Linked DNA regions of Mus musculus: region 1 is linked to region 2. Evidence: chromatin loops called from intact Hi-C (ENCODE). Cell type or tissue: left cerebral cortex. All regions are shown on one strand.

Region 1 (2,500 bases), 840 kb after region 2:
ATAGAAACCATTGCTACTCCTTCCCTCAGCTCGCTCCCCACCGTGCAAACCATCCTAACTCCTTGCATTTTCCCATCAATTATATTATACAAGCTCAGAAGAGAGTGGGAAAAAAAGTTCTCAGCCTCATGCAGAATGAAACAAACTACCTTTGCCTGTGGAGACAAGTCCACCAGAATCCAGGAGCCAAACTACAGCCTGCCAGACAAGACCCTCGGCTGCAGGAGCCAGCTAGCCTGGCAGCTTTGGTTTCAAGATTCTGAGAGAAGGGTTTGTCCAGGCCTCCCCAAGAAGAATCACTAAATACTGCCTCATTTCTTTCTCCGAACCACGTGTCCCTACAGGGAAAGAATCTGTTAAGCTGAAAATCCCTGCCCCTTGGATTCCCCTGTTATCTTTTCTGTTCTAACTCGCCACTGTAGAGGAAGGAGTAGTTTTCAGGATCGCAGGTTCATGTGTCTGCAGGAGACAAGAGTATCCCTTGATATTTCTGTGCTGAAATGATGGTGTGGAAAATATTTGCAACAACCACAATAGCAGTCCCGTGTGCCAGGCATACGTATGACTTCATGTAAATGTTTTGTTTATTCCCATTTCTTAAGTCAAGAACACACAGATAAAAGGGACCGAGATTTCTCAGGGGCCGAGCAAGACCTGAACCTTGGTCTGTGCCCTCAAAACTCCCCCACTTGACTGCCCTGACTCCTATGTACACCCATGTGGCAGACAATGCTGTCAGCAACCCCCCTGCGAGTTTCCACCTAAGCTTATGGTTTCCTCCCTGGGCATGCCAAGCAGACTGCTCCATGCTTGTCAGAGACTGGTCTAGCTTCCCCTCTGCTGGGAAGTGTCTGTGACTCCATTAAGAAAGCAAGGTGAATCCACCAGTGTCTTTCTTTAGAGACTTTACTGTGGATCAAGGGACTTATATTCTAGAAAAGGCCAGCAGGAGCTCCCATGCCAGATGGGAGTGGCGCCCTATCCTGCCTGCTGTGGAGTAGCACTGCCCTCTTGTGGGCGGAATGGGTATGACTAGCCAGTGCAAGGCAGGACTCGGCACAGGGTCGGTGCTCAGGTGTTCTTGTGCTTCTCCTGCAGTTATTTAGTGCTAACCGAGCACCTCCTGTGTGTGCACACCTGGTGTCCTAGTTTGGGTTTTATTGCTATAAAGAGAGACCATGACCAAGGCAAACATTTAACGGGGGCTAGCTTACACGTTCAGAAGTCCAGTCCATTGTCATCATGGCAGGAAGCATGTCAATGTTCCCAGCAACAAGGCCACACCCACTCGCGAACAAGGCTACACCTCCTAGTAGTGCCCCTCCCTGGGCCAAGCATATCCAGCCACCACACCTGGCAAGGCTCTTTTTTTGTATGGCTGCTTTGCTGAGACTGCTTCTCTGGAGAGTGAGCTAAAGCCAGCAGTTCAGGATGTTGAGAAATTTAAGGGTGATTAATTGCTTATTTGAGGCACAAGTCATCCATCTAAGGTGAGCGTTCACACTCAGAAAACTGAAGACACATCGCCTTCGTTCCCTGGAATTTTCTCCACCATCGAGGTTTGTGGGACAAAGGCACTTCACAGAATTGCCAGATGCCACAAGTCACACATAGTCCGGATGTGGGTCCCCTTTCAGTTGCCAGGGACGGTTGGAGACAGGTGTTGCCAGGGAGCAGTGTCTCTTGACTTTGTGTAAGAAGTTTGATATTACATTAGAAGCACGTGGCAGAAACTATCCCTGCTTCATTAGTTAGAGCCAGATGCCTCTCCTTTCCCATCTTTTTTGTCTGTGAATTTCTGCAATGCTGCCATCTTGCTTACATATGGTCTTAAGTTACTTAGTCCGGCATCATGTCAACACCCAGCCGCTGCCACATTCTGAGGACCCCTTAGTAGGGGCTCACACATGACACTCTCGGGAGATGCTTTCCCCATCCTCCCAACAGCCGACAGCAGAGGCCCTCAGGGATACTTATGTATACGCTTGCCTCGGATAAGTGTGTATTTTCGAACCACGTTGTTTTCATAATTATTATTCATTATCCTCCCATTTTTAAGCCAATTTGCTGTGCCGTGCCACACACGCTCGTTAGCGCAGAGAAGCATGCGTTCTTCTGTGTGTGGCATTCCCACTCACTCACTCAGCCACACCATCTTAGAGCCTTAGTTCCCTTTATACTTTGCAAGAGTTTACTCTCCTAGGTTGTTAAAATTTCCGAAGTGCTCCTTGGTGATTCATAAACGTCGGAGCAGTTGGCATTCTAACTGGCAACAACGCGTGAGAGCACCAGGGTCCTCGCTACCGCTGAGGTTCAGACGGTGAACGGTCTGAAAATGCACCCAGGATAAATTGTTCTGCGTGGGTTTCACATTTAGACTGAAACCTCTTGTTTCTCCCCACACGGGTGCTTTCCAGATCGCTCAAGAAGTGTTAACAGAGAACAGCATGTTCTCACGCAGCGCTTCTTTCCTTTTTGTACAGTCCTGAACCATCTGCGC
Region 2 (2,500 bases):
TGTTGTCCATGTGATTCTTGTTTTTTTTTTTTTTTTTTTTTTAATTTTCTTTGAGATCAGAGAAATCTAATTTAGACGGCCTAGCCTGATCTCAGCTGCTCTGTGGAGAATTAACGGGAAGATCAAGCTCTGGTGGGGCAGAGAGCGGAGGTTAGTCGTTAAGAGATTTCTGGGAGCTGGGTCGGTGTCTCTCAGGTCAGACACGGGAGGTCCCTGTGCCCTCCCTCTGTCACTGTGACTTCTCATCTGCCTGACACCACGTGTGCATTTCCTTCTTCTGTCCACCTGGGGTCACTAGAAGCTTACTTTATCCTGAAGACCTTCCACCTCCACCCCAATAGATATCAGTTAAAAAACCAAATGCTGCTTTAAAAGAAGTGGGTGGGAGGAGAACTAACAGGTGGTATGGAGCCAGGGATTTTCTCTGAGGCTATGTAGAGCTAACCAGAGTCATAGCTAGAAATATGGTGAGAGATATCTTCTAACCCATTCTAATGCAACTGTCCGAGGTGGCCAGAGGTACCAAGGGACAAGGGGAAAGACACTCAATGGCCCATGGGTGGGGACTCAGGTATCCGAGTGAGGAAGAGCCACAGTCTCGAGAACAGAGGCCAATCCAGCTAGAGATGGGCAAGGGGAGGAGGAGTGTACAGTGTTAGGCTTTTACATTGCCCTGGAGGGACAGTCCTGTGTCAGGGCAGCAGCCACAGCATTTCATTTCTAATTTTTCTGAAGCTTCTGGAACACAGGGACATAGGTTGCCCCACTGTCCCCATACACAGTCTCCTGTCATTTCTTAAAACCAGCCTGGAGGTGGTGTTCAGTTCCAATGGCCTGTTTGGGCCTTCCTTGGTAAAGAAGCTTTAAGGATTTGAAGTCCATCTGGGTCTGCTGATCCCTCCGGGTGAGGTGAGGGTTAAATATGAATTAGCGTTTGAGGGTTGGGAAGACTGGGATCTAAATCGCCAAGCGTGCAACGGGAGAAAAAGTAAAGAGTGAAGATGCAGTGGCTCAGGAGGACTCCCGGAAAGATCCTTTTGACCTCCCATAATCAGGTTGTGTTTCTCCCCTGGTATCATGTGAATCATAGTCTCTGCTTACCCATCCTCACTCAACCAAGACAGTTATACCCGTCACTTTCCAGATGCCTGAGCAGTATACGCACCTTCAAGCACTAGCCACTAGGTGGAGACAGAGTCCTACTTATGCTGTCAAGTAGGCATTCTGCTCATTTCAGGCCACGCAAAGGGGCTTCTGGACTAGGAAGAGACAGACACCTAGGCCTCTACCTCCCCTTCCAGGCCATCCTGTGCCTGCCACATCCCCTTATAGCTTACATTGTCATAGGTGTCTTTACAAAGTTGATTTCTAAGGGTCTTACCCAGCTGACATAAGTGCCTGAGGGTAGATGGGCTAAAAATTGCTGTTCCGTCTCACAGTTGAGAAGAGAAGACCTTGGAGAACCTTAATACAAAATCAAAGCCAAACAGAGTATGGCAGAGCTGGCCCAAAACACAGCGTCCTTTTGACTATGAATTGAGGTTCTTCTTGCTAAATTCCAACTGTCCCTTCTCTTCAGAGGTGTGGCAATGGGACAGCCACTGAGCTGAATCTGAATCAAAGTGGAGGCTGAATGCTTGACTCCAGAGGTCCTTTTGAGGCCCTTCCGGTCTTCAGAATGCTGCCGAATCTCATGGCTAGAACCCAGTGTAAACTCAAGGACTCGAGGGCACCAGAGAAACTGTCGGTGGCTGTGGCAGCCGTGAACCTCCTGGACCACAGAATGGGAAGGAGGCGAGGTACCTTGTCATAGGTAGCTGAGTGTCCTTGCAGGGCTTCCTCACCAGGGTAATGAGACCTGACCCAGGCCCACCCTGGAATGCACCCCTGGAATGTTCCCTGGTTTCCAGCAAATTCTGGCCAAGTACATGAGTAGGACAGACAACCCTGAGGAATTGTGGGATTTGACTCAGTACATGGAGGGATTCCTTCCTGGTGACAAGGGGCGGGTGCTGTGAGAACAGGCGACAGAACAAAACTGTCAACCCTGGATGACAGGATGGAGAGGAGGCTCTTCCCTTAACAGGACCGTGTGTGTGTGTGTGTGTGTGTGTGTGTGTGTGTGTGTGTGTGTGTGTGTGTGTGTCACAGCCTCTGTTTACTCCCCTGTAAAGAGGAGCCAATAGCCAGTACTTCTCCACAAGAGCTGTGGTGCTGAACGGAAGCAGATTCATTTCATGTCCTGTAGATGAAAGGCGTCCCACCTTCCCTCCACTCACCCCTCCAGCTGGTGAGCTCTGGCTGTTGTCTCTCCCACTGCCCAAGAGTCAGACAGAAGGAGCCCAGCGTGGCAGGACTACGGTGTGGACAAAACCGTGTTCTCTCGCTATTATCTTGTCCAGGGAATTCAGTTAGGGTGGTAAGTTCGGGGGGCTCTATGTCAGGCTGAGAGAAGCTGGGCAACAGAGAACAGCCAGAGGTGTGTAACAAGGAGCAGCTG

Evidence for each region. A loop is a pair of places that touch in the nucleus more often than their neighbours do. Peaks named below come from ENCODE experiments on the same cell type or tissue, not always from the same donor. Only the 100,000 strongest peaks of a DNase experiment are listed, where the experiment ranks them.
Region 1: a loop joins it to region 2, with 7 times the contacts of the local background. A loop is called at or near these places in 10 of 42 quality-filtered maps.

Annotation. Positions count from the first base shown.
Region 1 is chr9:49,488,086-49,490,585 of GRCm38, forward strand. No RefSeq gene overlaps it. Among named protein-coding and RNA genes, the nearest start is that of Ttc12, 3.1 kb to the left of the region's middle. In left cerebral cortex, a CTCF peak has its summit at 1,018 (motif pointing left); DNase peaks (open chromatin) are centred at 1,014 and 2,372.
Region 2 is chr9:48,645,208-48,647,707 of GRCm38, forward strand. No RefSeq gene overlaps it. Among named protein-coding and RNA genes, the nearest start is that of Gm32280, 24 kb to the right of the region's middle. In left cerebral cortex, CTCF peaks have their summits at 279 (motif pointing right) and 1,179 (motif pointing right); DNase peaks (open chromatin) are centred at 295 and 1,194; H3K27ac peaks cover 525 bases.